Regions from separate parts of the Mus musculus genome. Here all the other regions are linked to region 3. Evidence: chromatin loops called from intact Hi-C (ENCODE). Cell type or tissue: left cerebral cortex. All regions are shown on one strand. Region 1 overlaps Hivep2 (human immunodeficiency virus type I enhancer binding protein 2). Region 2 has its middle 63 kb from the start of Gm40603. Region 3 has its middle 83 kb from the start of Gm51759. Region 4 holds the start of Hivep2 (human immunodeficiency virus type I enhancer binding protein 2). Region 5 has its middle 34 kb from the start of Pex3. Region 6 overlaps Hivep2 (human immunodeficiency virus type I enhancer binding protein 2).

The links. Peaks named below come from ENCODE experiments on the same cell type or tissue, not always from the same donor. Only the 100,000 strongest peaks of a DNase experiment are listed, where the experiment ranks them.
Region 1: a loop joins it to region 3, with 2.7 times the contacts of the local background. A loop is called at or near these places in 2 of 42 quality-filtered maps.
Region 2: a loop joins it to region 3, with 4 times the contacts of the local background. A loop is called at or near these places in 12 of 42 quality-filtered maps.
Region 4: it touches region 3 in a loop (5-fold over the local background); 12 of 42 quality-filtered maps call a loop at or near these places.
Region 5: a loop joins it to region 3, with 6 times the contacts of the local background. A loop is called at or near these places in 2 of 42 quality-filtered maps.
Region 6: it touches region 3 in a loop (11-fold over the local background); 3 of 42 quality-filtered maps call a loop at or near these places.

Annotation. Positions count from the first base shown.
Region 1 is chr10:14,136,112-14,141,111 of GRCm38, forward strand. Hivep2 (human immunodeficiency virus type I enhancer binding protein 2) reads left to right here. Exons shown (of 9, transcript NM_010437.2): 6 at 3,274-3,449. Among named protein-coding and RNA genes, the nearest start is that of Gm51759, 11 kb to the left of the region's middle. In left cerebral cortex, no CTCF peak of the experiment used is centred here; a DNase peak (open chromatin) is centred at 2,751; H3K27ac peaks cover 814 bases.
Region 2 is chr10:14,383,285-14,388,284 of GRCm38, forward strand. No RefSeq gene overlaps it. Among named protein-coding and RNA genes, the nearest start is that of Gm40603, 63 kb to the left of the region's middle. In left cerebral cortex, no CTCF peak of the experiment used is centred here; a DNase peak (open chromatin) is centred at 2,486.
Region 3 is chr10:14,207,753-14,212,752 of GRCm38, forward strand. No RefSeq gene overlaps it. Among named protein-coding and RNA genes, the nearest start is that of Gm51759, 83 kb to the left of the region's middle. In left cerebral cortex, no CTCF peak of the experiment used is centred here; DNase peaks (open chromatin) are centred at 55, 642, 2,474, 2,897 and 3 more places; H3K27ac peaks cover 4,819 bases.
Region 4 is chr10:13,962,070-13,967,069 of GRCm38, forward strand. Hivep2 (human immunodeficiency virus type I enhancer binding protein 2) reads left to right here and starts at 4,310. Exons shown (of 9, transcript NM_010437.2): 1 at 4,310-4,628. In left cerebral cortex, CTCF peaks have their summits at 658, 2,763 and 4,241; DNase peaks (open chromatin) are centred at 2,687, 2,924, 3,682, 4,350 and 1 more place; H3K4me3 peaks cover 2,856 bases; H3K27ac peaks cover 2,844 bases.
Region 5 is chr10:13,584,179-13,589,178 of GRCm38, forward strand. No RefSeq gene overlaps it. Among named protein-coding and RNA genes, the nearest start is that of Pex3, 34 kb to the left of the region's middle. In left cerebral cortex, a CTCF peak has its summit at 2,922; DNase peaks (open chromatin) are centred at 2,860 and 3,911; H3K27ac peaks cover 2,185 bases.
Region 6 is chr10:14,056,761-14,061,760 of GRCm38, forward strand. All of the region lies in intron 1 of Hivep2 (human immunodeficiency virus type I enhancer binding protein 2), which reads left to right. Among named protein-coding and RNA genes, the nearest start is that of Gm51759, 68 kb to the right of the region's middle. In left cerebral cortex, no CTCF peak of the experiment used is centred here; DNase peaks (open chromatin) are centred at 300, 555, 2,215, 2,677 and 1 more place; H3K27ac peaks cover 4,246 bases.

The DNA of each region.
Region 1 (5,000 bases), 72 kb before region 3:
TTGACAGACACAACCAGCCAGAACAACTGACCTCATGTCAACTTGACACACAGTCACTATTAAGCCACCACCCTTCCTTTCTTATTCATCCCCAAGATCTCACATTTAAAAACATAAGTTTAAAAGTCCTACAGTCTTTACAAACAAGCTCAAACACATTAAAATTACAGTCCCTTTAAAACAGCCAATGTCCTTTTAAAATTTAAAGTCTTTTAAAATTCAAAGTCTCTCAACTGTGGGCTACAGTAAAATACTTTCTTACTTCAAGAGGGAAAATCAGGGCACAGGCATAATAAAATCAAGACAAACCCAAATTCCAATCAGCCAGTGTCTGGGATCCACTCACAATCTTCTAGGTTGCTCCAAAGGGCTTGGGTCCCTTGCTGCAACTGGCCTGCACTGTAGACGTTATGTCCTGGTTCTTCCTCTCAGGCCCATGTTCCCAGAAATAAGACACAGACTCAAAATATATTTACAAATACTGTGGACATATAGCTAGGCTCCTCTCTGACTAGAATTATAACTTAAGATAGCCCATTTATTTGAACCTACATTCTGCGGTGTGGCTGGTTACCTTCGATCAGGCATGATGAGTTCTTCTCCTCATGTCTTCCTGGGCCAATCTTACTGTGTCTGGCTCTGTCTCAGAATTCTCTTTCCTTCTAGATGTTCCACCTCCTAATTCCTGCCTAAGCCATAGCCCATCAGTTCTATTGAGTGGTGCCACATGCATACAGACATAAGATATTCTTTCTATACTACACTTTCACCAATGGCTTCTCCTGGCTTCTCACATGGCCTTGGTGGTTCTCCATGACCCTTTCATGGCTTCAAAACCAGTACTACCTTGGTAACTCGTACTCATTACCAAGTTTGGCTGCCAGCACTAGGTACAACCTTGGCCACTTCTGGAGCACTTGTGCTCTCAGGAAACACTACCCAGAAGATTTCATCTCAGTGATACTGGTCTCTCCTTAATCACTGCTAATTTCTTAGCTCAAGCTGACCAGCATCAAGTATCCAAACAAAGCAAAGTTTTGATTTAGTAATTCTAGTATCTTTTAATCACAGCTGCTTTTTCATCCCCAGCTACCAGAACTACAGAACCTTAATTCGAGATAGCAAATGGTTCTAATAGAGTCTTCAAACCCCCTCTGAAATTTCCTAAGCCAGGTCTCCATCCTTTGCCTTGCATCTCCTAAGCTCCTATAGAACATCCCACAGAACTCTTAACATCTAGTGACCCTTCTAACCAAAAATTCCAAAGTCCTTCCACAATTGTCCCCACAACATGGTCAGGTATGTCACAGCAATATTCCACTATGCTTGAACCAACTGGTCTTTGTTAGGATTTATATTGCTGCAACATGACTGGAAAAAAAAAGTTGTGGAGGAAATTGAAATTGGTTATTCATCTTACACTTCAACATTGCTGTTCATTACCAAAGGAAGTCAGGAAAGCAACTCAAACAGAGCTGGAACCCAGAGACTGAAGCCAATGAAGAGGCCATGGAGGGATGCTGCTTACTGGCTTGTTCCTCATGGCTTGTTCAACCTGCTTTCTTATAGAACTCAGAACCTTCTGCCCAGGGATGACCCCACCCACGATGGGCTGGGCTCTCTCTCCCATCTACCAGTTATTAAGAAAATGCCTTATAGCTAAACCTTATGGAGATATTTTCTCAGTTGCAATTCCCTACTTTGACATAACTCTGGCTTGTATCAAGTTAATGCCCAAAACCAGCCAGTACAACTCAGTATTGATAAAGCTAGAGTAACCTTTCCTGAAGAATATTGGCTTTTTGTAAAATCATCATATCCCCTTAAGCAATTTCATCCTTCTTAGGAACAGAGAGTGAAATTGAATGTAGAAGGATGATTTTGCGTCTTGAGGATGTGTTCTGATTTATTATAAAATGCAAACATGAGAAGAAAACAAGTTTTAAGGCCAAGCCATAGTTGGGGTGTTTTATGAAAGGGGAAATGGCATGTAAAATTGATGGTTCTCATCTTCCCCTTTGATTAGTACCGACCAAAATGCCCAACATGCTGAGATGAAGCTTTATCCGTAGCAGAGTTGATATTCCAACACATGGAGGGATGTTTCATCTTGAAAAGCCTTCTACAAATTGGACAATTGAATTTGAATTCGCTTTTGTGTCTGCTTGGGGGTATTAGCTAGAGATGGGCATAGTCAGAAGCCTCTTAGAATGGGAAAAAAACATAAAACAAAACAAAGCTCTAGGTCTAAATACCACTAGGAATTCCACAGTGAACAAAGATTTTTGCATGTTAGCCAACCTTTGGAAGCTATACAAAGAACCTTCAGAAATCCTTTTTTGCCACAATGACATGGGAACTATGTCATATGCCCTGCAGTGATGTAAGGGATTGTACTATTTATTCAGTTGTGCAGTATAGGTCTACTGTGTGATAATCAAAATCTATGTGATTTATCATGTGCTGTCGGTTTCTAAGCAAAATGAGATTACAGAGCAATGGGTTGGTATCTCCTCTTCTATCAAGACTTTCATCTCCAGTTCATGACAGTAGATGGCCTCAGGTACACTTTCAGACCAATCTTTCAGGAAACAAACACTAATTTCATCCCAGAATCTCTAGTTCTCATTATGCAACGCTGCTTTCAAGAAGCCAGTTGAAATTTAAACTTCACATGAGTACAGTTTCATGGTCCTGGGAAGAACAGATCACATCTGTAGACAACAGTTGGGGAGCAGAGCTTAGCCTTGGCTAAGTTGAAATTTCAGAGGCACACATGTACCAGGGTTGTAAAAATAGAGTAGAAACTTGCAAGGAAGATTTCTATTCTCAGTTAGGATTATTTCTGAAAATGTCTCCATACGTATATTATAGATGATGTCATGTTAACAGATTATGCACGAAGCATGGTTATTCTAAAATGTTGGTATGCATTTAGTGATGCTCTTTGACTGGATGCTATACTATGCCCACAAGTGGGAGGTCCAGGTCTGTATCTCTCCGGACTTAGGTTAACCTATTGGGACATTTGTATATTCCATCAGTAAATCTGTTATTCCACATAGAATAAAGTTTTGCATACAGCAATAATTCTGTTACATAGATTGTCTCAAGTGTTTGCTATATAAACTTCCCAGGGTTCGTAGAAGTCAGGGTGAATAATTGGAAAAGACCCTCATAGAAATTGACATCAGGCAATGACTAGCTTTTGGTTTGGTATATCACATGCTAAGAGTATTTAAAATCACAGTGGTCTGCCTCTTCTTCAAATAGGTACAAATCCAATGAAGATTATGTGTATGTCAGAGGACGTGGACGGGGAAAGTATATTTGTGAAGAGTGTGGAATTCGCTGTAAGAAGCCAAGTATGCTCAAAAAACACATACGCACTCATACTGATGTTCGGCCTTATGTATGCAAGTTATGTAATTTTGCCTTCAAAACGAAAGGTATGAGCTTGGCTTTTGCAGCTGCTGCTGCTGTTTGGAGAGGGAAAGGTTTCAGGGAAACTTCCTGCTACTTAGGATTCTGAGTATTATTTTGTAACTCACTTTCACCAACCATAAAGAGTATTTTGTTTGTGCAAATATAACCCCCCTGAGATATATTTCCTCCTTCCTGTCCAGGATCAAAGGATGTATGTGAGACTCTGAGACTCCTTTTATGACTAATTAAGAGCTACAGACTGAGGGCCAGGCAGGTTGTCTCTGAAGGAAGTGGCTTAGAAGTGCCTGGATGGCTATTACTTCATGTTGGAAATTTATGTGGGCTAGATAATATTTGCAACAATATTGAGATTCTTCAGGAAGGCAATATGTGAGAGTCAGTGGATAAGCAAGGGAAGCTACTGAGAAGAAAATATGTGGCCATGGTCACTTTCAAGCGTATAAATAATGTAGAGATCCACAGACTCCCTGGTGGGCCCCCTCCATCCACAGCTGCATTAATTATACATAGAGACTTGATAGCTTCTGTTCTGTGTATTTATCAGCATTGGAGGCAAGTCTTACTCTCAGACCTCAAGAGTTAATCTCATCCAGCAAAGACCTGCCTTGAGATAACCTGTCGTTTTCCAATATCCGTTTTAAGAGGCTGATTTACACAGAAATGTTTCACTTACGGTTGCTCGACTTTTATTTCTATTATTCTGTAATCCGGTGAAAATCTTCATGTTGCATGTCGGATCTGTCTAAGGTAGCTTGTAGACAGCCCCTCATCAACCCACTTCATTTCTAGCATTTTCACATTTAATGTTAATATCAAGTAATCTGTCCTGACACATGAGAACAGACAATTAAAGCCAGGTATGAATTGTGATAATCCGGTAGGGAGACATATACCTATCTCAGTTGTAGCCCACAATATTAAGCTGTGCTCTTTTGACAGAAGTATTGATAGTCAGGGTCTTCAAATATCTGTTTATTAGGAGAGTATTTATGTGTCTTTAATGCCTCATTTGAAGTTTGATAGAGAGAGGAAACATAAACATCTGTATATCTAAAGAAATAAGGATACTGCTCTTTAAATACCCTTCTCCCTTAGCATGATCCAGCTTACTGAGAAGTTCCTGGGAGGAAAGATGTAAAAGTTTGATTTTAGGGCACACTGCAAGTCCACCAATCACTGTAAAGTTTACAAAATAATACTCTAAGTAAATGATTAAATCCAATTATACACCATTGGGAAGACTCCACCAGGAAAGAGTGTCCTCTTGATCATTAGTGGAATTTCCTTATCAGCCTTTGGGAGTATGCAGGCAGAGGTCTAGGAATTTGAGGGTTAGCAGTGCATTCTTGGGAGCTCCACAGGGTTCATCTGATGAAATATCCACTTTTCAGATTTTTGTTCTCTGAGTACAAGTGTGTCATAAGGACCTATCTTCCCCTTGCCTGTACCAAGCTCCTAAGGACCAATCCCTCTCCCTTGCCTTACCAAGCTCCTACCATTGTCTCCTATCCTGCTCTGGTCTGCTACATCAGATGCTCATGGCTTCTGCAAAC
Region 2 (5,000 bases), 180 kb after region 3:
AAAGTGAGAAAGCCTGCCTTGTGCTAGGATTGGCTTTCTGCTTTCTGCTGCTAGAAATGGAACCAGGTGCCTAATGCTATAGTTATCATCTGTTTCTGGCCATGACAGACTGTATTCCTTCAAACCATAGGCCAAAGTAAGTTTTTCCCTCACTTAAGTTGCTTCTTGATAGGTGTTTAGTTAGAGTGCTAAGAAAAAATATCCAGTATGCTTCCTGATGTTTGAATATAGCACTTTCTATGTACCAGGCAATGTTGTAAATGCTTACTAAATGTCTACTAATTTATATATTTAACAAACTATACAGCAGTTTTAATTGTAAATATCACTTTTATTTCCTCAGAAGAAGGAATGAGATGAAAGCCATACCCAAGCTTTATGAATTCTTGTCTTGGGCTGAGCCCAGAGTTTTTCCTTCTTGGATCTATCACTAGGCCTAGGCCTGGAAGCTTCTAGCCTCTGACAATCTAATCTTCTCCAAGCCTGGAGCTTGAAGGCTTTAGATTCCAACCTCTGTCTGCTAACCTAGGTCTAGAATGGTTTAGTCTCTTCTGAACTTTGGCAGGCTGGTTCAACCCAGCTCTGTCTCATACTCCCCTTCAAGCTAACTGATTCACACTGGAAAGATGGCTTCTGAGCTCCATGAACTGAGCTGCACTGAACAGGACTGAACTCTCGTTCTCTCCCTTTCCCTCACTGTTCTTTAAGTAGCCTCTCCTTTCTGGCTCTTCTCATGAGAGCTGGGTGTATCCTATCTCTGATTCACTCTGTCAAATCTTTCTCTGATCCTTTTGTCTTCCCTTCAATTTGATGTTGTTGATTGGGATTAAAGGTGTGTACTAAGGACACATCTGTATTCTAGCCAGAGTGTATTCCAGTCAGAGGGATTAAAGCTGTGTGGTGTGCCTGCATTCCAGCCAGATCATATCTTTGGATGTGATCCCTTGCCAGAGCAGCCATGTTGCTGGATTAAAGTTTCTCTACATATTCCCCCTTTCTGTTTAAGCTAAAAAGCACACACCAATTAACTATTACAGCAAAAACTATTAGCAATCCCACAATTGTAACAGTCCTTACGCAGATCAGTTGATGTCCTGATCCTTCATAACTGTTGCCCTGATCATCTGTCCTTCAGCAAATGTCGATTTCAGCATCAAGGCTTTCCAATGTGCCAGTTTGGTGAACAATCATCTGGTCTGGTTTGTTGAGCTGTCTCCACGTGGGGGCTGGGGAGGGTCAGCTTTCTGCATTGTCTGCATTGCTGTCTTTATGCATCTCTTCCCTGAGTCATTCCTTTCCTGTGCAAGCTTCTCTTACTCAGGTCTGATCTTTATCAATTTTGATGGAACCCATAATCTTTCATCACCCGTGGGAATATAGGCAAAACCTCTTCCCCAGTGTAACACATTCTCTGATTTCCAGTCTGGTGTTAAAACATCTTTAAAGCATACAAGTTGATCTAATTCAGTAGTTGTTTTTTTTTTCCCTACAGGCAGCATTATTAAAGAGATGAATATCTTATAATTACCAAAACTGGGACTCAACTACTGGTCCCCAAATCCATACTTTTAACTATCATTCTGTGCTGGCATTTGCTGAGTTTTTGCATGGTGGAAAAAAAAATCATTTCCTTGTTTTAGTCTATTGCTTGCCAGGAGTTGACAACCCTTTCAAGAAGTAGCTGTAAATATTTTATACTTTGTTATATTGACACAACCTAGAAACACCTGGGAAGAGAGTCTCAGTGAGGAACTGTCTGGGTTTAACTGGTCTATGGGAATGCCTGTGTAGGATTAGTTTTCATGGGACTAATTCAGGTGTAACCGGTCATTGTGAATGTGGGCAGCACCATTTCGTGGGCTGGATTCGGAACTGCGTAAAGGTAGCATTGAGGTGAGCAAGGGAATGAACATATACATGACTGCACGTGTTTTCATTTCTCTTTGATATCAACTGGTTGCCATATGACTAGCTGCCTCATGATCTTGCTTCTGTGGCTCTCCCGTAATGATGGATGATAACCTGGAATAGTGAGCAGAGTAGCTTGTTTTCAAGGTGTTTTATAACATCGCCGTATATGAAAATGAGGCTTTAGTATAGGTTGTTCTCTAGAAAACTACCTATAAATCAGTTCTAAACGTGGCAACTTTCTTAATGCCTTAACAACGGTGGGAACTCTAGCAAGGGCTTTAGAACAAACCATATGGCGTCTGAGATATGTCAACTCCTCGTGGTTGGTTGTGCCCTGAGATAATTTAAAACTAGAAAAATAGAAAAAGAATCTAAATGAAGAAGATGAAACAAAGTGCCGTAAGCCAAAATAAAATGCCAGTGACTCTCAGCTGTCACCCATTTCTGTTAACAATGTAAAATCTTTAGAATGGAAGGGAGAAGCACTCAGGGTTCAGGCGTCTGCTTCAGAGTGCTCAGAGGCAGAAGGCAAGGGCCTCTGAAGAGAATGTGGGGTGGAATTTCCCAGTGTCTGGTGACTGTGTGAGTCACTGGGCTAAAGGCTTCACAGATAACTGAGAAAGAAAGTGTCTTTTATGGAAATATACATAAATGCTTCTGGAAGAAATCATCATTTTCACGTGAAGGCTAGGTGAAAAAGATTGCCTCCGCCAATTCAGGTGAACATGACCCAGCCTGTCGAGTGTCTGAGTAGGACAAGATGGGAATGCAGTGGCAAATATGTTCTCTGCACGTGAGCAGAGATCTCTGTCCTCTTACCTCATTCTTGAACTTGGCTTCCCTATTTCAGGCTAAAGGTATTTCCCTGTGGGCATTTCCCTGAGACTATCCCACTAGTTTCTTGGCCTCAAGGTTCTTTCTCTCCCTCTGTCTATCTCTCTGTCTCTCTGTCTGTCTCTGTCACTCTCTTCTCTCTGTTCCTCCCTCCCTTCCTCCCTCTCCCTTCCTTTCCTCTCCCCTTTAACAGCCCTCCCTCTTGCTTGGTATTATTATGTACAATGTTGTCATTCCTAATACCCTAAAGTGTAATTGGTACTAATCCTATCTCACAGAGTTTGAGAAGATACTCTTGGGGGTGGGGTGAAAGATTTGCTCAGGGCCACAGAGTGACTGAGTTGACCTGCCATTGGATTGAGGGGCAGAGGAAACCAAATGCTCTGCTGTTTTCCTAACACCCCAAGATCTATTTCAGAAGCTCTGAAGATACCGAGGCTTGGCAGAGAGTTGGCTTTTAAATTGGAATATTTCCAGATATGACTCCTTAACTCAGGAGTAAATTGTTATTTCCCCTACGTACTTGGCTTAGCTGACACTAAAGAGGTGTTGGGTCCTGACTTAGCCTGCGAGCTGTGACAGCAAAAATAATTTTTATGAGGCATGAACTCTTGAAACTGTGACTCCAATGAGCCAACAAGTGAATGAGGGGAATGAAAGCCGAGGTGCAATGCTCCTCAACCTCCACCCATGCAGCCTGGAAAACATCTTCCAAACAGGTGTCCTGGGCTACTTGGGCACAATGCTCATCACTGAATTCTTCCAGACACTTCTCAACCATACATTATAAAGATCCCTTAAGACCAGGTACTTGGATCTATCACTCTCGGCTAAGTAATTAAATCAAATGAAGTTCTCACTCCCACCGTGACTCCCAGGTGCACACGTGGTTTTGTTAATGGCAACACAAAGCACTTTCAATGTTTAGCAGCACCAGGTGTGGGGTGTAAATCTACAGGAGTTAGAGACCAAGGCCTGGAGGAGGAAAGCTCTTTGTGTGTCTTTTGAGTAAATGCCAGGAAGAGAGGATAATGGAGAAAGGGTTTAATTCCAGCTCCTCAGTGCTGTTCAACAGAGAAAATCTTCTCAGGAAAGGAAACTACGAGGCTCATGGCGCTCTGGTAAATGGTCTAACCCCCGTTTACTTGGCTGAACTGTTAGGGGGATCTGCACAGTTCACCTCTTACATCTCACATCAAGTCTGTATTCATTCTTCACGTTTACACCACGGGGTTGTGCTCCTTGTGGCAGTGACATCATTCTGGTTTTGTGTAGGTGCATCATATGGCTTTCTGTCTGATTAGTTGCCACCTCAGAGCTCAGTGACACTTTAATTAGAAAGTCTAGAGAGCAGAACAGTGATATTGCCTTTTAGACAGCTGGGTGATAACAGGCCTGAGGGCCATTAGTTGATACTGTACAAGCCCAGGAACTTTCCTGCTGGCCTCAGTCAACAGCTTGCATACCAAATCTCAGCCCTTTTAGTTCTCTCTCTCTGAGGCTCTCCCAATCTCCTCCTCTTCCTTTCTCTTCTTCTTGTTTTCTGTCTTTCTGGCCTCTCTCCTCATTCTCTTTTTCTTTCCTGTGACTGGGGAAAAGGAGAAACCCAAGGACTAAATATTGAAACTAGTAATTACTAATTATAGAATCACAAAAAGAAACATCGAAATAAGAGAATTAATGCTATCAGGAAGAAGAAAGCTCAAGGGTAAATATTGTTAATGCGTTTTGTTTCTCTTTGTGTGTGCATCAAAGACCAATTTATCCTTTTGAGTATTTTAATATGCATTGATCCATTCTAAGATTTTAAGGGTTCTTAATCATGCAAAGTAAATGTTATTCACCCACTCTTTGCCATGAAATAATGTTCAAATTTGAGCACTAAATTATTGTATTTTGCAGTGTCTATGCCAAATCTATATTCTCAATATGCTAACCTGATCATTTAAATAATTTAAATTTTATATACAAGTTATAAGAATAACATCCAGGTTTTCTGTGGGACTTTAACTCTGATTCCTAAGTATAAGCATCCGATCACATTTATCTTAGTTTTTTATTCAAGGTTATATTTTTTTCTGTGCAAATGATAAATAGACAGAGACTATAAAAGTAAAACCTATTTTGTTTTATATGACAATGGGCTGATACTTTTGACCAACAAAACACAGGATTTCCTCACCAAGGAATTCCAGTCCTCTGTAGATACCAACGTGGTGACCCATGGTTCAACTTCATCATGATCTTGATCCCTT
Region 3 (5,000 bases):
GCTTCTGGGACAGATTGCAAGCTCCCAGAAGGGAGGGGGAGTAGTTTGTTATGAAACAGGAAGTGAGAGTCGGAGTAGCATGTGTCAAGCAAGGCCTGTGGTTTCTATTTAAGTGACAGAATCAGCTCTGGAGATGAAGTAGAGAGAGGAGACAGTCTTTCCTAAGTGCAAAGTCACGGCTTTTCTGAATTATATGACTGATACATTTTTGTGGAACAACATTTTTTTTTAAATTACTTCCAAACTTCATTTGAAGCTCACATTGCCAAGAAAGCCAGACTACCCTTCCCTCATAACTCCATGACATCACCCAGTTAAATCACTTTTCAGGGAACATCTCTGTTTTGCTCCTGCTATTAAGTATTATCTAATGTTCTTCCCCGAATCCACTGGAAAATTAGACTCTTTTTGTTAAGGTTTAAGTTGTAATGTTATTACTGATGTGTAGCCATGGATGGCCTGTTTTGAGAAAAAAATTAATTTTAATTTTAGCAGTAGCGTGTTATGGCTTGTGTGTGTGTGTGTGTGTGTGTGTGTGTGTGTGTGTGTGCAAAGAAGACTTTTTTTTTCTGTCTGGCAGTGAGTCACAGTTTTAGTACTTTGAAAGGCTTGCCACAGGCTTCTTTCTCACGTGTGAGCATCACTTTGAAATAACAGTGAGCCGAGCCGGCTGATGCAATTTTGAAGTTAGCTCCTCTGCAGAGAGCACAGGGAGAAGAAACAGGGAAGGCATTTGGCTAGAGGTCTCGGACAAGGTGAGAGTCCGCTGCAGCCTCCCTGTCAACCTGGATGACACAAAGACAGTGTTTGTTCCTGATCCCAGTCAGGAGAGAGACCCTCAGCAGGGGCCATAGCAGACAGCCAACTTTTTCTATGTTACAGTGTTAAAAATATACTTTGATGTCATTCTTGGAGCTTTCAAATACAGAGGAATCGCTGAACATTTGTGCACTTCTCAAAGCAAGTTATGGATAAATTAATAACAATTTTCAGGTTAAAATATAGGACAAAGTGCTATATTTTATTTTCATCTAAACAGAGACTGAGTTCTTCTTGTCTGTTACTGAATACTTTACCCAGATGCAGGGAAGATGACTTCGGCTCATCAAAAATATATGACTCGTTGAATTATCAAAATGCAGTACTTATTGAGTCTCTACTATTTAATAAGTGCTCTCTTAAAATGATATACTGAAACACTATTTAAAATTCTCTACATTCATTTACTCACATGCTTGTCCCTTCACTGTGGAATAAACAACATTACTCCATGGACTTAGGAGATGGGCTAGAGAGATGGCTCAGTGGTTAAAGGCACTGACTGCTCTTCTAGAGGTCTTGAGTTCAATTCCCGGCAACCACATGGTGGCTCACAACCATCTGTAATGGGATCCGATATCCTCTTCTGGCATGCATGAAGGGAGCTACAGTGTACTCATAAAAATAAAATAAATAAATAATTCTTTAAAAGCCCATAAATATAGGCTCATTCTCTATCTCTCTGAAGTCCAGTAGTCCGGTCTGGAAAGGCATAAGAAAAATTAGGCTCACTGTAAATACTATTCTACTGGGTGGGAACGGAAGGAATAGGTGGTCTCATGAGAGGGCCCCTTTCACTCTTTATAGGCAGAGGAGGTAGAGGACCAGGAAGTATTCTAAGAGTTAAGAAATGTTAAGGCAAGAATAGCCCACAGAGCATAGCAGTGGTCATTATGACACCGCTCTGATTGTCGGCTGTCCCACCAAGCACTGATGCTGTCCTACAGTGTCCCACAGAACACTGTAGATGGGGAGGTGGCCTGAGAGGGCAGAAATCATCCAATGAGCCTCCACCGAGGGGCCTCTGCAGAGTGTGCATGCTGGTTCCTGATTTAATAGGGTTCCCTTTGTGCTGCATCTCAACAAGATTCTACATAGCATGTGCTAAAACGACAATTTCCTTTTCAGAGCTAAAAAGGAACCCTTTGGGCTAGATTATGTAGAGCTATATGTACCTTAGACAGATGATGCCTATCGCCTGCATTAAACTCTCATCATAATAAAAGTAATGGAGATGGTAAGGATAATGAATGACATCACACATTTTCAAGGAAAGGGCATGGAGACCCATTGAAGAAAATTATAGGATGTCTTTCGATGTTTTAAAAAGAAACACGCAGTAGCTTCTACCATTTCACAGAAATGGGTGTATTTTGCCTGATCATATTCAATAAGGCATCGCAGAGGGAATATATAAATGCATACATATGTTTCAGAAAGACAATTTGAAGATGGCTAATGCGCCGAAAGAGTCTAGGGATGTGGTAACAGTATAATGAAACAGATGCTGCAATGCTCACAAACACCGCATCTGCGCTGCAGGTACTGAACAGATGAGGTGAATTAAAATCATCTGTTTCTACTATTCCTCTCAACCCACTTACATAATCCTGGGCCAACTCCTAAAGGGGAGGATTTGCTGAACTTCCTCTTCCTTAGTTCTTGGTAAAGAGTGAATCACGGAGTGCTTACCGCTAAGGAAGACAAATCTCTCCACAACCCAGAGTATGGTGTGATATACATGCAACAAGGGAGAGTGACAGTGCACCAAGAAATCTCTGTGAACCAAGTTCGTGGTTTTGCTTCTAGCTGCTATCTTTCTGGGATCATTGGCCGCTGAGGCTCAGGATGTACCCCTGGGGTAATGGTTTCCACACAGTGGGGATAATTCTCAAGACAGCACTCAGTTCAGATGTCCTTTTCTCTCCAACAGTCAGGGTGGTCTCGGAAAGCCTTTCCATAGCTGTGTGGAGAGGAAAAGAAGGTATTTTGTAACAGGCAAGTGGCAGTGATTCCACATTGGAGAGTGGGCCCTGGAGACAAGCCAGGCTCTCCACAGTCTTGCGTTTGCCTGAGTCTGTGCATTCGCAAGTAGAACTCGAAATAGCACGAGTTATATAAAGACGGCTGATGAAGACGCTGAACTTTAATGTGTGATGCTGTGAAATCATAGATGACACTAGCAAATTCTCCAAATCAGTCTTTAAAGAACGTCACTTGTACACTGGTCCAGAGTACTGCAAAGGTCCTGTCCTGTTCTGGGAAGAGAAAGAGCAGCATCATGAGGGAACTATCTGCCCAGCTGGGTCTGACCATGGCTTTCCTCAGTTCCTCGGTGAGGAAAGAGCTGAAGTTAGACAGCAGGCTATCATCTAGTTCTACCTGCAGCCTAATTGTCATTAGTTATTGTGACTCTGGACTGTTTCAGGTGAGCAAGATGTTCCACCGCATCGGTCTAGTGGTACTCAAGGGTCGGTTTTGTGTGCCTATGTGTTTGCGTAGATATGTGTACACATATTTTCCTTTAACAATATAATAAAAGTAATCCCATCTGGATCTGCCACAGTGAGATATGTGCACTAGATATGCGCTACTGATATAGCAACACCAAACAGCACTCCCCAAACACAACCCCAACAGGGAAAATTCCTCTCTGGGAGTGCCAGAAGAGCACCCGCAAGTCTGTGCTTGTTAAAGCGATTCGTGGAATGTTTGAGAGCTGAACACCAGGCCTAAGGCCTTTTTTTTTTTTAATATGCAAGGATGCTGAGGCCAGCACAAAAGGCTATCCCTGGGACTAGAACCCCTGATCTCAAGAGCATCCTTCGAGTTCTCACTGAGAACACAGGGAACTGATGCAGCCTTCCAGTAGAAGAGATTGTGCGATGTAATCATGTTACCTGCCCCACAAAGAATTGTATTTCCCAACCTGAAAAATGCACCCTGGATTCACGCATGTGTGACAATGAAGCCAGAGCTCTTATGAAGAGCCTTTCTTGTTCCTTTATTTCTCACTGGTTATGGGAGAATGGCAGAGCCATCACTCACTATGTTCCCCAGCACGGCTAGGAAACCGCAAATCTGCAAAGACAGATGGTGGGAGGGGACAATTTTGGAAATAGCATCATGGAGGCTGAAGTGTCTCACTCTCTAGTTGGGCACATCTGTTTCCTGACCACTTAATTACCTCTCGCAAGAGTCCAAAGCCTGTGCTCTTTCCTGTTTTTCTAGTCACAGGTAAATGCTTCTACGCTCCACATGGTCCCAAACATAAAACAGAGAGAAGTCCGCTTTATGTATTGCTAGAAGATAAATACAGATCTCCTCTGCAAACATGTCACCATTTCTAAAGAGTTATGGTCTCAATGGATGGAGACAGAATATAAAAATCTCTCACAAGAAGTGAGTTTTATGATCCCAAAACCCAACCTCTTCCTTTAAACACAAGAACATGTTCTGGAAATCGCAAGCTGTCCCCAGGAAGGAACATGAAATCTCGAGGAGTTGAAGCAAGGAGAGATGCGTGGGAACCCTGGAGTGATGACATGGCAGCTTGCCAGGTCCCTTGGCAAGTGGGAGTGTTTGAGGAACCACTTCCTGTGCGCCTACATTTCAACACTCCTGCTTACAGGAGGTGTTCGGCTGGAGAGATAGTCCAACTGAGAACAACCAGGCACTGCCTTGTAGGGACACAGATGAAATGGGAAAGACAAGGAAAAGCAGCAAGCAGCAATGGTGGCACCGCAGGATATGTGGGGACACCAATGACCATCACACAGCAAGCATCTCTTCACACAGTACATTTGGACTTGTTACTTTTTCTAGAATTCTCCTCCTAGCTCCTCACAAAGATACTTTTCTTAGCTATGGCATTCCTGAGTCCCATCTTTCCATGGCTTTCCTGTGTCCCTCCCTCCATGGCATTCCTGTGTCTCCTCTTATTTCTTTTCTTTCCCAGGATCCTGTTCATTTCCTTTACAATACAAGCCACAATGTGATATTCTTTTTTTAAAAATTGGTAATTTAATAAGTATTTGTGGAGAACCTCTTTTATTTCAGGCATTATACTAAGCCCTGGGATGGTGATGAACAAGTAGATGACAGGCTCTGGTCCTTTGAGTTTCTTGCATCGCGGGAACAGGAATGTGTCACACTCAGGAATACTGACCTAAGCCAGGTGT
Region 4 (5,000 bases), 250 kb before region 3:
TCAGATTGTGTGACCTGTTGAAGTAGGTCTTAAGCACTAGACTGCAGTAATGGTTAACTGTGTTATCTGCTAGAAACACAGTCTCAGGTTTAGAGGGGGACTGGGTGGTATAAAACTTGCCTGTCTTCAAACTTGTCCTAGAGTGGGAGGGATCCTTATGGTAGCCTGGAGTGCCCATTTCACTTTGTTTTCTCAGGCACCCCGTGCCTACCCTTCTCCCCTTGGGGTCTACACACATTCTGGGGCTGGAGGCCTTAGGTTAGTCTTTTCTATTTCCTGAAAATCCTTCTCCTCCAGATACTTGCAATGCTAAATGATTCCATTAATCCCAGGTAGCAAGATTCTCTTGCCATGTCTCTCTGACCTGAGTGGTTGACATAGTAACAGGACTACGCAGCCCTCCACCTACATGATTAATCTACCTTGCCTTTTCTCCTTCCTCTCTGAGTGTCTTCACCTTTCAAAGTCCTATACAGTCAGATGATTCTCATATTTATTACATACCCTGCTTCTTCTCTCTTTCTTCTGACTAGAAATCAAACTCCTTGATTCATGGTTCCCTCATTTGCTCACTGGTGTGTCTGAAGTATATAGCATACACTCGATACATGTGTTTTTAGTGATAGCAATTTTTCTTCTTGCCACAGGGTGAAAAACTGTAAGTGTACCCAGAATCATTTGTATTTTAGTATCGTAATACCTCACAATGCAGAGTGCCAAAATCTTCTGTCCTTTGAAACTGAGAAATGCTGAGAACAGGGTGAGTGATGGGGTGGAACTGGTCGGTGCTGATGCTCCACAGAGGTGATCCAGCTGGATTTCCTGTGACTTATTTAGCCTCACTTCCCATGGGGTTTTTCTTGGGGGTAGTAGTATGCAGTTTTCTAACCAACGTCATCTTTAGCTTTGGAGGGAGAATTTTTCACTTATTATACTACCCATCTTATAAGCAATCAAATATCCAGATTGTGAGCAGTGTGCTTGGGAATATAGATATACAATATGAATTATAAGAGAGATTTGCTTAGATCAGTGGTACACCTTTCCAAGAGAAGCTGAAACAGCAGGCCAGGCAGGTGAGACGTGTGGGGAAGATGAAGATGAGGAGGGGGGAGACAGGAGCCCAATGTCCCACTGGGCATCTGGCTTTGGAATGGCTAGTACTGGTTTACACTTTGTGCACAGTGGCTTGCAAGAGACAAATCTTGGGCCTATTAGAGAGAAAGCAGTGATTGATGTATAGAAAGGTAGTGAACGTTGTCCCAGTTGACATTCCATAGTTATTGGTGGTTTGCCTGCCTTAAAGGAGAACTATGGTTCAGTTCTTGGGCCAGGAATTCCGGAGGCTAACTTCTGCCCTTCCCACAGGGTCACCTGTTAGCTGGTATTAGCATTGATACATGTTTTCAACAGTTGTCCCTTCAACAATTCAGTCCACAGTTTCTTCCTTGAAGCTTGAAAAATTTCAGACAAAGCAATCATTGAAAAAATGTCGAAGATTGATTAGAGACAATGTTTCCAGTGGTCCTTCCATTGTAGGATCAGAGAACTTCTTAACTGTTTATAAATTGCCTCCCTTTAAAAGTATGTATTTCAATGACTCATTTACCTGCATATAGTCACAATATCCTACTTTCTTTAGCCTTTTAAAATGTGGTTAAGTTTTCAACTAATATTCACTTCACCAAAGCAAAGCTGCCTGCTACTCTCTCTGTTTGCTCAATTTCTGAGTGCTTGGGCAGCTGCTCTGTTGTGTTTGCTGAAAAGAAATTGGATTCTTAAAGAAACGGAGTAATCTTCTCTATTAAGCAATTAAATAAAACGGACTTTTAGCGTGTGGACATGAAAGTGGGAGAAAGAGGGAGAGTGTGGGGGTGGAACTTTTTAAAAATCACATTTGGATTTTAAAAGATGTAACTTAAAATGATGCTTGGTAGATTTTTTTTTTCTATTAAGGCTTTCTAGTTTAAGGCAACGGGCAGCTGAATATCAAGGAACTTACACAATGAAAGGAGAGGTTGCTTAAATGGAAGCAGGCCGAGTTTGAGATCCATTTAAACACACACACACACACACACACACACACACACACACACACACACACACACACACACACAGAATTAAGTTTATTGCATATCTCCAACTTTTCTTCTTCCAAAAGCGACTAAAAGTGCATTTTGTAGAGTTGCTCTTCACAGCAATGCTGTCACAACATGGGGACTCTCATAATACTGTTTATAGGTCAAAACCAAAACCAAAACCAAAACGAAACCAAAGGCGTTTTTCTCCAACTCATTAAAGAGGCGGCCCTTCCTTTTTAATATATTCACTTGTAATGAGAAGGGTAGCGATTTTTTTTTTTAATGTCTTGACATTCGGTAACTGTGAAAACTGTGAATGGAAACCTAAAACATCTTAGTTATTATCTGCCTTAAAGCAGAACCAGAGTTCAAGTCTCAGGCCCGGAATTCCAGAGGCTAATTTCCACCCCTCCCACGGAGTCACCTGCTCCGGGGGAACCCCGGCCAGAAAGCCGGGTCGCGCCAGGTCAAATCTTGTGCGTCTCTTGTTTACTCCGCCCCGGGCAGGGCGGCGGCGCGGACAGGCGGGTGGGGAGAGGGTGCTACGGCCCCGGGAGCTCCTGAACGCTCGAATCCAAAGAGTGGGCGGCGCGCGGTCGAGCTCCGTGGAGAGCCCACCCGGAGGAGGCGCTCCGGGCGCCGGCACCGCCCAGAAGCCAGTGTCTGCGCTCCAGCGCAGCGACCTCTTGGGAACCTCCCTTGAGGGTGCACACGAGTCCACACACGCTGGGTAACGGCCCGAGGGAGCCCCGGTGTCCCCCGGGTGTTGCCGGGCTGGGGAGGAAGCCAGAGTCCCGGCCCCTACTCGCTTGGGATTCCCTTCCCCTCCCCCAGCCCCGCCCAGCTCTCCCAGGGCTGGGTGTGATTTCAGTCCCTAGCAGAGAACCAGAAGCGCGCAGCTGGAGGTGGCAGCTCGCCCCCTTTCCCCCGCTCGGCCCCCCAGGAAGCCGGCAGCTGCTCCCCGCACCGCTGCCCTAGCCTATTTGAATACCCAGACGAGGGCGGGCGGCTTCCTGAGCAGGGTGCACCCGGGGCGCCCTGGGGAGTGACCCCGGGGAAAGCAATTGGGGCGTTTCGAGCTCGTGAAAACTTCGTGCTTCCGCCCCGGCACGGAAAATGCTAGTGAAACACACTGTGAGCTCCAGGGGCTGCAACATAATTCCCCACCACCACCCGAATTGTTAACAAAATCGTGAGTGCAGCTGGAGGGTGAAGAGGCGAGAAATCCTTGGTACGCGGGCAAAATGTAAGGATCCCACAGATCACAAGGAACCAGTACGTGGGAAAGGGGGCTAGAGAGGGAAGGGAATGGGCGCGAAGGAGGTTTCCACACCCTAGTAGGAAATTCTCAGACCGCTCCAGACTCGCCAGTGTTTCTGCGTGGCAAGCCGATACCCGCTCTCAGCGGAGATCTCGGCTCCGAGGCAAGAGAGCGCGACCGCGACCTTCCCTCCCCGCGCGCCCGCATCAGGGCCAGTCCGGGTCGCACATCCTTCGCCCCGCTGGCCTGCTCCAGACTGGTTTTTCTGGTTCAGCCTCCCTCCCAGGGACGCGCTGGGGGATCCGATGACGTCGCTGGCTGAGTCTCTCCCTCTTCCTCCCTCCCTCCCCTCTCCCCCGCCCGCCCTCGCCGCGCACTCCTCCTAGTAACTTCTGTTCGGGGAGGCGCTGCCAGGAATAACCCGGTGCGTCCACAGCCCGGAGGGGAGGTGGCCGCTGCGGCTCCCGCACGCCGACAAACTGCGGCCCGGGTCCTGCGGCTCAAGCCCCAGCCTAGCGGCCCTGGCCCCCGCCCTGGCTCCATCTCCTAACAGTGTCCGAAAATAAATAAATATATAAATAAAGACAAGAGGAGCCTGGGCTGGCGGTGGGGATCGCCTCCCTCCCTCCTCCCTCCCTCCACGCCCGCCCTCCCTCTGTCCTTAAGGAAATGCTACCAGACACCCCCCACCAGACACGCTCAGCCTGGGCGAGGAGCAGCCGCCGCAGCAAGAACAAGGGCACCGGGGGGCTTTCCTCCCCTCCTCCTCTCTCTCCTCTTCCTCCTCCTGCGCTGCGGTGACTTTACAGGTGAGCGGCCGCCGCGGCTGCGAGGATCCCCCCCACCGCCCGCCGCGTCGCGCCCTCCTTCGGCCGCTGTCACCCGGACTGCCGGGAGCTGACAGCCGCCCGAGGGGCTCGCGGCCGGGAGGCTGGCGGCCGGCGGGAGGCGGGCTGGAGGTGAGGGGGTGGAGAGCTGGAGAGCGGGGCGCCGCCGTGCGCTGTCTCTCCCCGGTGGAGGAGGGTCTCCGCAAAAAGAGAAAGAAAAAGGAAAAAGAAAAAAAAAAAAAGACATCTTCGGTGACTGTGGCACAAGTATTTGCCAAGTTGAGTCTTGGACATTGAAGCTTGCCCGGAGCCCGAGCAACTTGAAAGGTCCTCTGGCTGGGTAGCAGCCTCCCTCCACGCTTCGACTCTTGGGTACTGGGTGCAGCCCTGGGGTGCGTGGAGGGCGCACCGGCCGCTGGCAGAGCAGAGCGGCGGGAATCTAGGTCCCTTCTCGGCTCGGTAAGTGGCCTCGGTTCTGTGTTTTTCCTGCCTGCACCAGAGATCGAGCTTGTTTCACTTTACCCTGAAATCGCCTTCGCCCAACTCCATCGCCCCCTTCGCGGCGCGCGCCCCCGGCCGCTTTCCTGGTGGCCCAGGGGTAAGGGTCGGAGGAGGCGGGGATGGGGGAGACCTAAGCAAGGGGGGGGGGGTCGGGCGCATTAGGAAATGCGGGGAATACCCTGGCCGAGGTTCTATGCAGATGAGGGGAGGCTGCTTTGCGTAATGTCCTGGGGGGAGGGGGCCGCGCGGGAGCGCTGGAGGCAGGAATGTGCCTGGTTACTAATGAGGGACGTGCACCGGCGCGCACCGCCGGGCCACCGCTGCGGCTGC
Region 5 (5,000 bases), 620 kb before region 3:
TCAGCTGTGACAGCTGTGCAAAGCCAGAATCCTAGAAGAGAGTCCATTGGAAAGGATTCACCGACTGTGCTCCCTCACAACCTACCCTATGGTGCACTCATTTCCCCACCGTCCCCCAACTCACTCCTACACACTCCTGCATCTAACCCATCTCCTCAGTGACCAGGTCATTCTTCTTCTATTTACCTTCTCATATCACGCAACTATGTGTGTAGTTTCTTATTTCCCCTTTTAGCCCCCCAGAAAAGGCACCATTTTGTGGATGTGTTCAAGTTTTTTCTGCTTAGCATCGTATCCCACTTAAGTGTATGTCATACAATCCTTATCACTGGTTAGTCACAGCTGCCTAACACTTGACTGACTGTACGTCTGTATGAGGTAGAGTTTATTCATCTGCTCTCATGAATACCTGAGCTGTTTCCAACTAATTCTGCAAAGAATAAGTTGCATATGTAATTTTGGAAATGTATCTTTGAAAGGGGTTCCTGGAGGTGAGATTGCTCCCGTGAAAGGTGAGTGTGTGGACCGTTTTGGTAGTCACTACCACATCCCTCTCAGAAAGGATTCTGACAATCTGCCGTCATCTCTTCTAGCTTTTTGTGCATGTACCTGCCTCTCTTTAGCTCTGCCACTAAAATTGTATTGTACTTCAAACTAATTTTATCTGATAGGTGAGAAGAGCGGCAGTCTTGGTTTGTGCTTACTTATTTCACGAAATATTATGCATACTTTAAAATGTATAAACATTTTATAAATATAGAATGCATAAGTGAAATATATTAAAATTATTTTTGCATGATTATTTTTATTTTTCTACTGATTTTGGTTGTTCACAAATTCTGTTTTTCCACCTTTATTGAAAATAGATTATTTTCTCATAAAACATCCTGATTATAGTTTCTCTCCCTCTCCTCCTCCTTTTTTTCCCACCTGCTGGAGGCCAGCTCCAGAGTTCTGATAAGAAAGGTTTACCTATCTTTAAGTTACTCTGAGGCCAGAATGTGCAGTCTCTGGAATCACTGATACTCTTTGTATAACAGCAGAGAATTATGTAACGAGGTTCTTTTGTCCTTTTCTCTGCAGGAATGCCTTGCATAGGATCCTCAGACTGAGAGTTTTTTAAACTCCTTGTCAGCCTCTGAAAGTCTCTCAGGAAAGTTTTTTTAGGAAGAGAAAAAAAGGGAGACACTTTAAAAAAGGATTCTAATCTTCATTTCCAAGGAAAAGTAAAGTTGAAAAACCTATTAGACTATATGTTCTCTTAATTTCTAAGTTACTCTATTCTGCTCTTCCTCCTCCTCCCTCTCCTAGTCTTGCTCTTTTCTTCTGCCCTAATTTAATCGTAGTTTGTACCTTTTCTAGAAGAATAGATCATATGGTCTTTCCAAGCACCCCCCCCTTTTTTTAAACAAATGTCCACTAAAAGTTCAAACATAAATTTAAATCATAAATTGAATAAGAAATTTACAACAGGGAGGTTTGCATGTATTTCCATCAAGAATAGGTGTCTAAGTAGATAATTATTTTCTGTCACTAGCTCTATAGGTTCCTTGAAAATTGAAAACTATAATTCTCGTGACTAAGTTAGCATTGAAGTTTTTGAACATTTGTATAGATAAACCCAGTCAACATTTAATCTTCTGTCCTTGCACCTACAATAAATCATTAGTTCCCTATTATGGCCTTTGGTGAATTGTTTGGTGAACACTAAGCTAAAAGCTCTAATATATGTGCAGAAGACCTAATATATATGCAGAAGACCTAATATATATGCAGAAGACCTAATATATATATGCAGAAGACCTGGTGATGCACACCTATTTAGGTCCTGTGCTTGATAATTTGGTCTGTGCTATCTCATGAGTTCTTTAAGTATTAAGGCTCAAAATCCCTTGCCTGTGGTATATATTACAAATATTTTTCCTCATGTGTCAATTGTCTTTTGATTTTTGTACATGGTCTTTTCAATTTTATGGAACTCTAGTTTTCAGTCTTTCATATTTTTTTCTAGATGTTTTGGGCTCTCCATATCAAGATTAAAGAGTAATTCACCCTTATTTTCTTCTGGTAGTTATAAGCACTAAATGGTTATTAGGTCTAGACTTTTATCCACTTGGAGTTTATTCTTGTATTTGGTTAAGATGCAGATTTCATTTATTTTTTCCACTGGCCACATTGTTTCCCCCATTTTGGCTTGGAAATTTAATATACAATTCTGTCATACACACACTAACCTTCCATATGTACTTGTGCCTCCTTGAAGAAGCTTGTTTCGTCCCATGGCTCTCTACTTGTTTCATCACATGGACAATACCGGATGTTTTAAGTGCAGAAACCTAACTAACAATAGTTTTAGATCTGGTTGAATACATTTCTAGTCATATGCATTCTGTTATTTTTTAAATTAAAATATATTATTGCAATTTATGTGTATGGTTGTTTGGCCAGCATATGTTGTATGTCTGTGCACCACATGTATGTTTGGTATCTATGGAGGCCAAAAGAGTTCCTCCAGTCCCCTAGAGCTGGACTTACAAGCAGTTTGAGCCATCATATGGATACCAGATATGAAATAAAGGACCCCTAGAAGAGAAGCCAGTGCTCCTAACTGCTGTGCCATCTCCCCAGTCTCATTTTTTAAAAAATAGATTTATCACCTATTATTTTGTTTGTTTTTCCCTACAGTGGTGCTCTGAACGAGCATCTGCCCTATTGTCTCAGGAATTCGACCACTTAGTGCCCATTGGTGCTGTTTGGGCATGTATAGGAGGAGTGGTTTTGTTGGAGGCAGTAAGTCACTGCTGGCAAGCATTGAGAGTTTAAAGATTCCCACCATTTCCAGTTGCTCCTACTCATCTGAGGATGTGAGCTTTCTGTAACAGCCGCCACCCCTGCTGGTGCTATGCCTCCTAGCCACAGTGAACCCTTGTTTCCTGGAACTGTAAGTCCAAATAGATTTTCCCCTCTGTAAATGTCTTCTGTTTGTGGTGTTTCATCACAGCAACAGAAAATTAACTAATATCAATAACAACTTGTTATTCAAAGTTCGTGTAATTCAATTATGTGATGCTATGTATAGGAGAAGCAGTTGTGCCTCTCAATGGCATTTTTTTGTCATTCCAATTTGCATTAATAGTGAGTAGTTCAACTAATGGGAAACAAGGAAAAGTTTAAGGAGCAATCATCAGGAACTAAGATACAGTGAGGGAAATCTCAGAGACAGGAGGCAAACTCCAGATATATTCTATATCCTGAAGCCAGGGTTGGTTGAAGCATTGAGATTAGATGAACAGAAGTCATGGACACGCTTAGAAGGGACAAGAGAGGCAGGACCTAGAATTATGATATTTGAGGGCTAGCATGCTTAACACAGGAGTGTACATATTCTCCCTTCAGGTGAGGCATATTATCTTATACATTTGGAAGAAAATGTTCCCAATCCTTGTTCAAACTGCTAACAACATGGCCTTAAAGCGTTTAAATATGGGACCAGAGAGATAGCTCGGGACTTAAGAGGTCTGCCTGCTTTTTCTGGAGATTCGAAGAGCAATTCCCAGTACACGCAGTGTGGCTCAGTGTGACCTTTAACTGTGGTTCCAGGGGATTAGATAACACTCTCCTCCATTCTTTGGACACTGGGCACACATGCGGCACACAGGCATATGTGCAGGCAAAACTCCTATATACCTAAAATAAAACCTTAAAGAGCATAAGTATGTTTATGCCTTACATAGTTCTGAAGTAAGGTTTTATTTTATTCCCGAGGAATCTAAGTTGCTTCTTGCAGAGTTTAACATCTTGAAACTAAAAGTTTCACATACATTTTAAACAGCCCCTTTCCCTTCAACTGCCCACACATTTACCAAAATAAACAAGGGCACCCAGCAGGCTTCTCTCTGATTTGCATAGCAGGGAGAGTGATGCAAATCCTCACATTTGGGTTATTTCAGCCCTTGGGGAGATGATGAAGGGTTCCTTCCCTCAAATACTCTTCAGCGCAATGTCCTTGCCAGAGAGCTTGCTAAAGCTCTGTGGCTGTAAGTGGAGACAGTGGAGGAATTAAAAATTCAGATTTTAAAACACTCTAGTTCTGAGTGTTAAGTGAGGACTTCTGGCTTGGCCATCAGCTGTGGCTTTTGCCTCACCCCCACCCAACTCCTGGCCTGTGGGGCTCCACCAATCCCCTCCTCCCGTCCAACACTGTGTTTTCCCACCTCTCCTCCCCATACAAGCAAAGCAGGCTCAGATGCTCCTCTCCAGCCTATCATATATAAAATCAGAGGAGTTACACTAACACGCTGTGTTAGCATTGAATTCAGCATAGTGTATGGCCATGAACAGGTATATGAAACCCCTCCTTCTACTGTGACGTAAACTATTCATTTTCTTGACCTTATGCACCATCTCATCTTGCTCTGAGCTCAAAGCAGCTAGGTCCCAGGTCAGGTTGTGTGCATGGTTGGGTTCACCACGATTGATAGTGGCAAGTTAATTGTAGAAAGAAGTGGGGGAAAGGGGAACAGATTCCTGTCTGCAGAGCTTTGGGTCTTAGCTGGCAAGTGTGATTAGCCCTTGCTTCAGCGAATGATCATAGACAGCCCCTAGGAGCTGCATATACGCGTGGTTTCAGAGTGATTAGTAACTCAGGATTATTCTCGCTTCTGTCCCGCCCTGAACTCATGGTGAATCTAGGTGGTTTTTGATTTACCCAGCAACTAGGACAGTGAACATTGCGTAGTAGATGCCCTAAGAATCATTTGGTTCTATTGATGCTCACCCGTTCAAAGTCTCAAAGACTGACCCCCGAATAATTATTTTCAAACTTTCTTAGAACAAGGCTATTTTCTTAAAAAAATTTCCCAACATGCATGCAATATGAGCACTGACTTGTCTGACCCTGAGTTAGGGTTCTGTGATCTCTCTGATTTTGTTTCTTCTCGTGTCTCTGCCTATGTTTAGGAATCCTCATAGCAGAACTTGGCTCTATAGATCTGTTCAAA
Region 6 (5,000 bases), 150 kb before region 3:
TCTATTGTTTTGGACACTGGCTGCAGGCTATAGGGACCAGAGTGCTTTCAGCTTGCATTGTGGTGTCTGTCTTTCAAACAGAGAAGTTGGAGAATGTATATTCTTTTCCTTTTTTATTTCTTCAAAGAGATTAAATCACGGCTCTGACAGGAGAGGGCAGGATCTCTGAGAAGACCTCCCCAGTGCTTGGAATTCATAGATTCTACCAGGTCCCTTCCCTATTGTCCCAGGCAGTGCACTCCCCAAGAGGCTCCCAGCATCTTTGGCTGCAGGCCAGCCTCCCAGGGCCTCTGGCTTTGATGTGCAGTGCAGGCTGTCCTCTGGCCAGGTTGTTGTTGCTGTGGCCTGGGCTTCACTCACAGTGAGTGCCAGGAGGGATGTCCTGTCTGCAGTATACATTTCCATAGCCCTAGTCCTGAGGCCGAGACTCTGCCTTTGACCCACAAGGGGCTGTCCTTGACTGCTAGGCTTAGCTGTGCTTTCTTCTGGTGTCTGCTGGAGGCAGGTTTGTACCCCGCCTGTCACTTGGGAGGAAGATCCACCCCTCTGCGTGGAGGAAGACAACAAACAGCTCCTTGCCAGGTCTATTGTTAGTCAGAAGGGTTTTCTAGGCCTGGTTCAGGGAAACCAACTCAGCCAGCTGAACAGCTTCCTCTGGGGGATGCACTGTTGACCTTGTTTTAGTCTAGGCCTGGCAGCAGGATTCCCAAAGACATCAGTCTGGCAAGGGAAGTCTTACTCACCTGAACCCTGTTTCAACCACAGCTCCAAGCTCGTTGTTAGAAGCCATGCTATTGCACATAGAACCTCTTGACTTCTGGTGGTCCCCTGGGGCAGTTCTAAATGTAGGGGATACCTGAACACGGAAGATTACAGTGGTAGCTAGCCACCAAGGAGTATGGAATGGTTCTGTACGTTCCAGGACGAGCCCAAAGCTGTGCATCCTTCATGGGTGTTCAGTGAGGGAGAGTTATTACAGATGGTCTCTATTGAGAAGTGCCAGTGCAATTCAAACAGAAACTGCCTCAGAATTCTGTCTTGTCCTGATTTACATAGCAAGAGTCACTTGCTGTGTATCTCACTAGATTTGGTAATGATATTTCCCACATAGGGGAGACTGTTCTAGCAAAGCCCCACCTCCATGACAGCGATTTCTTTTTTCAAGTTTATACAGCCTCAAGATGTCATGTTTGGTTTTGTTTTTCCTCTTAAATTCTTTTTACAAGAGCTCACGGTGGGGTTTGATTTTTGGTTTTGTTTGTTTGTCTGGTCACCTCCAGTGAAACTACTTTGGTTTTGCTTTTGCTGTTGTGGGTTTAGCAAAATGAGATCGTTGAAGTTGACTTGCTCACATGACTTAGTTAAGGGAGGGTACCAGGAAGGGCTCTGAGGGTTCTGAGTAGAAAGTGGAAAGGTTTGTAGAAGGCAGGCTCCGTGGTCTTACCAGGGATCACCTGTTTGTACAGTAATCTTACGTTCTACAACTGTTCATAAGTTAGATTTCATTTAGAAGCCTTACCCTGACAACACTTTCTTACCATCAGTGAGTGCGTGAATGTCTGGGCCTTAGTGGGACTGGTGGAGGGAGATAATCCACTAGAGAAAGCTGAGTTCCAGGGCCCTACCTTGTACCAGTGTCATAATAGGTATCTTGTGATGTTCAAACCTCCGGGTTTTGAAATGACAGGATCACGTGTTGCCTAAGTTCTGATCTCTCTTGTGGGGACAGGTAGCACAGCGGAGTTTGCTAGAACAGGTGCATCTCCCGCTGGGTCAGCTGACACAGTAAGCCAGTGAATGTTGGTATGAAGCACAGTACCCGGTGGCATTCCAAGCCCAGTTCTCAGTGTTTTATTGCGGCGATAGCGTCTGCTTGTTCTATGGCCAATGGAAGTAGAATGGGGAGGTAGCTAACCTGACCTAGGGATGCTGGTGTGTCGGATCCTAGTAGTCCTTTCCCAATTGCTTCTCTTGCATTAACTGGTGGCAGTTAGGCCCCCACAGCCCCGAGGTACCTTCTTCAGAGTAGTCTCACTGGGCAAGTTTTACTTTGATAGATCTTTTCAGCTCCCTCTTGCTCTACCACTGAATTCATTGTGCAATATATACACCCTAATGTGGGCTAGCAGGAAAATGTCTCAGAGGCAGTTCAAAGAAACCCAAGGTATAATTCATTTATGATTTCATTCTGTATCTGGGTATGTTGCTTCCTATTGTCAGCCAGTGTGGGAGGAAAAGGAAGAAGGGTGCTGTCGTTGAGGGTGTTGTGTGGGTATGTGCCATCCCAAAGTACTTTACAGGAGAAGAGACATTTATTTTTGCAACCAAAGTAATATTCAGACACTAACAGAAAATTATTAATTATGCCACAGTTAAAAAGTTGTTGCCTAATGCTGTTAAATTTGTTGCCATTAAAGACAAATGTTGACCAGAGACATTGTGTATACACTGGTATCCCTGTTTAGAAAAGGAATGGATAGGTTTTGCTCCCAGGCTTACAGCTACATTCCTAACACTGTTACTGTTGCCAGTAGAGGTTACTTGCACAGGCCTTAGGCAAGCTATCCAGTCCTCAGCATAGGCTTGTAACTCTCAGACCTGAAACTATTAGGCAGAGCTGAGGTTTGCCTTCCCTGGTTAACAGTGAATTCTGGCTGGAAGTCTCCAGTGATGGGAATCTATGACTCAAAGCAGGTGTGCCCTAGTTGGCTAACTCTACCTTCTTGCTTGCCCTGGGAGCCCTTCTCCTTCATTTCTGTCTGCTTCCCATTCTACCCTAGTGCCTGTATCCTCAGCATATCTGAAGCCATTGGCAGCTGATGCTTGCTAGACTGAACTCTCCCTAGTCTCAGCAGTTATCATTCTTAGGATCCTTAGCACACATGTTAGCATTGAGCACCCACTTTTAAAAACACACACATACACTCTCTCTGTCTATCTCTGTCTCTCTGTCTTCCTCTTTCTGTGTATGTATGAGAGGTAGGAGGGAGGGAGGGAGAGAGAGAGAGAGAGAGAGAGAGAGAGAGAGAGAGAGAGAAGCACTGTTCAGTGTTCATATCATAGACTTCCTTCAGTGACTAATGGAAAATCTGGTACTTAGCACGCATTTGTAGTTGACTGGCTATTAACTAGAATCTTGCTTCTCAGACTTCGGCCCTCATCTTGGGGGCCTCATTTCAGACCTACAGGATACAGAAACACCATTTTAATTTTAAAAACTCCCGTGTTGACGGTGTTTTAGAAAGCCCTGCCAAGACCATAGACATCTTCAGCAGCCCTTCTGTTAGGAAAGTATCTGGCTATGATCGAGAACTGCTTACCTCTCCTGTACCTATGATGCAGTTAGTTTAGTCTTTCTAGACTATCAAAGTAGCATGCTCCAAGTTCAGAGATATGCTGTCTCAGAGTATAAGGGAGAAAGACAGCCAGGGACCACTTTTACACACACACACACACACACACACACACACACACACACACACACACACACACACTAGATGTGACCAGGAGATTCTGTATGAAGTCATATGAACTCTGTGTGAATGACTCAAACTATTATTTCACACAAATCATTCACATCTTTCAAATAGCCTCTTGCAGACAGCTCACACCAAGTACTAGACAGTATGATCTGCTTTCCTTAGTTCCTTCTCCTTCTCCTCCTCCTTCTCCTCCTCCTTCTCTCACCCTCCCTCCCTCTTTCCTTTCTCTCCTTTTTTTCTTTCTGTCTCAAAGTATTCACTCCCACTCAGCGTGCTATTTTGAACTCCAGGGAAGAAAATTTGTAGACATCTTGCAGTCTTTCAGGAAACATGGTTCAGATGAAATATCTGCCTTTCTCTATGTGTTTCTTCAGTAAAGCAGAGAAACATGTCACTTGTATTTCGTACTTTCACACAACTTGACACATAAAGTAGCTTTTCAAGTCAACACAGAGCCAGCCTCGGTCCTTCGGTACTCCCTCTCATAGAGGTAGTTGACCTGCTTTCTTTCCTTTTTGCGTGTTGACCTCTTACCTCTCAATATAGAGTCTGGATGTATGGACCACTTAGGCTATCTGAAATGTACGATTATTTTCAAGTATCTACATAGTAGACACTAAATCAGGGAGAATGACATAAGGTTATAATTAGCATGCGCAGCAAAATCCCAGACTGTCTTCAGTACAAAAAATAAGTTTAAAACATTTTTATTGTACGAGGATCTCATGTTGCTCAGGTTGGTCTCAAACTTGAGACGTAGCCGAGGCTGGCCTTAAACTCCTCATCTTCCTGCCTCTACCTTGTGGGTGCTGAGACTATAGGCCGATGTCACCAGGCCTGGTTGTCTTATTATTGCTTCAGGTCATTTACACTCTGCTTTCCTTGTCTTTTGAGTCCAAACCTAAATAACAGAAGAATCAGGAGGCACCAGATAAGGAAAAGAAAGGAAAATACTTTGTGCTAAGCTGTCTGAGCCATCCATTCTTGTTTTAAATGAGCTACATGGTTCTTCAGAAGGGGAAAATAAAATGGCTGATAGGGTTTCGTTTTGGAACTTGTGTTTATGAATAGTTTGATGTCAGGTTTGTCAAGAAAATTAAACCTTTTTTATTTACGATAGGACTTAAAAATACTTACCTTCGGGGGCTGGTGAGATGGCTCAGTGTGTAAGAGCACCCGACTGCTCTTCCGAAGGTCCAGAGTTCAAATCCCAGCAACCACATGGTGGCTCACAACCATCTGTAATGAGATCTGACTCCCTCTTCTGGTGTGTCTGAAGACAGCTACAGTGTACTTACATATAATAAATAAATAAATCTTTAAAAAAAAAATACTTACCTTCTATTTAATCACTGCTTCATCACCTTTAGAGATATTATTCTGGGGGGCTTAAAGAGAATTAGCACAATTAGTTGCGCGATAAGAATGCTGTATTTTTAGCAAGTGAAATGGGATCAGGGAAAGAGACAAGGAGACTAACAGAAGATGAGCATACATTAAATGCGAAAGTCATGTGTC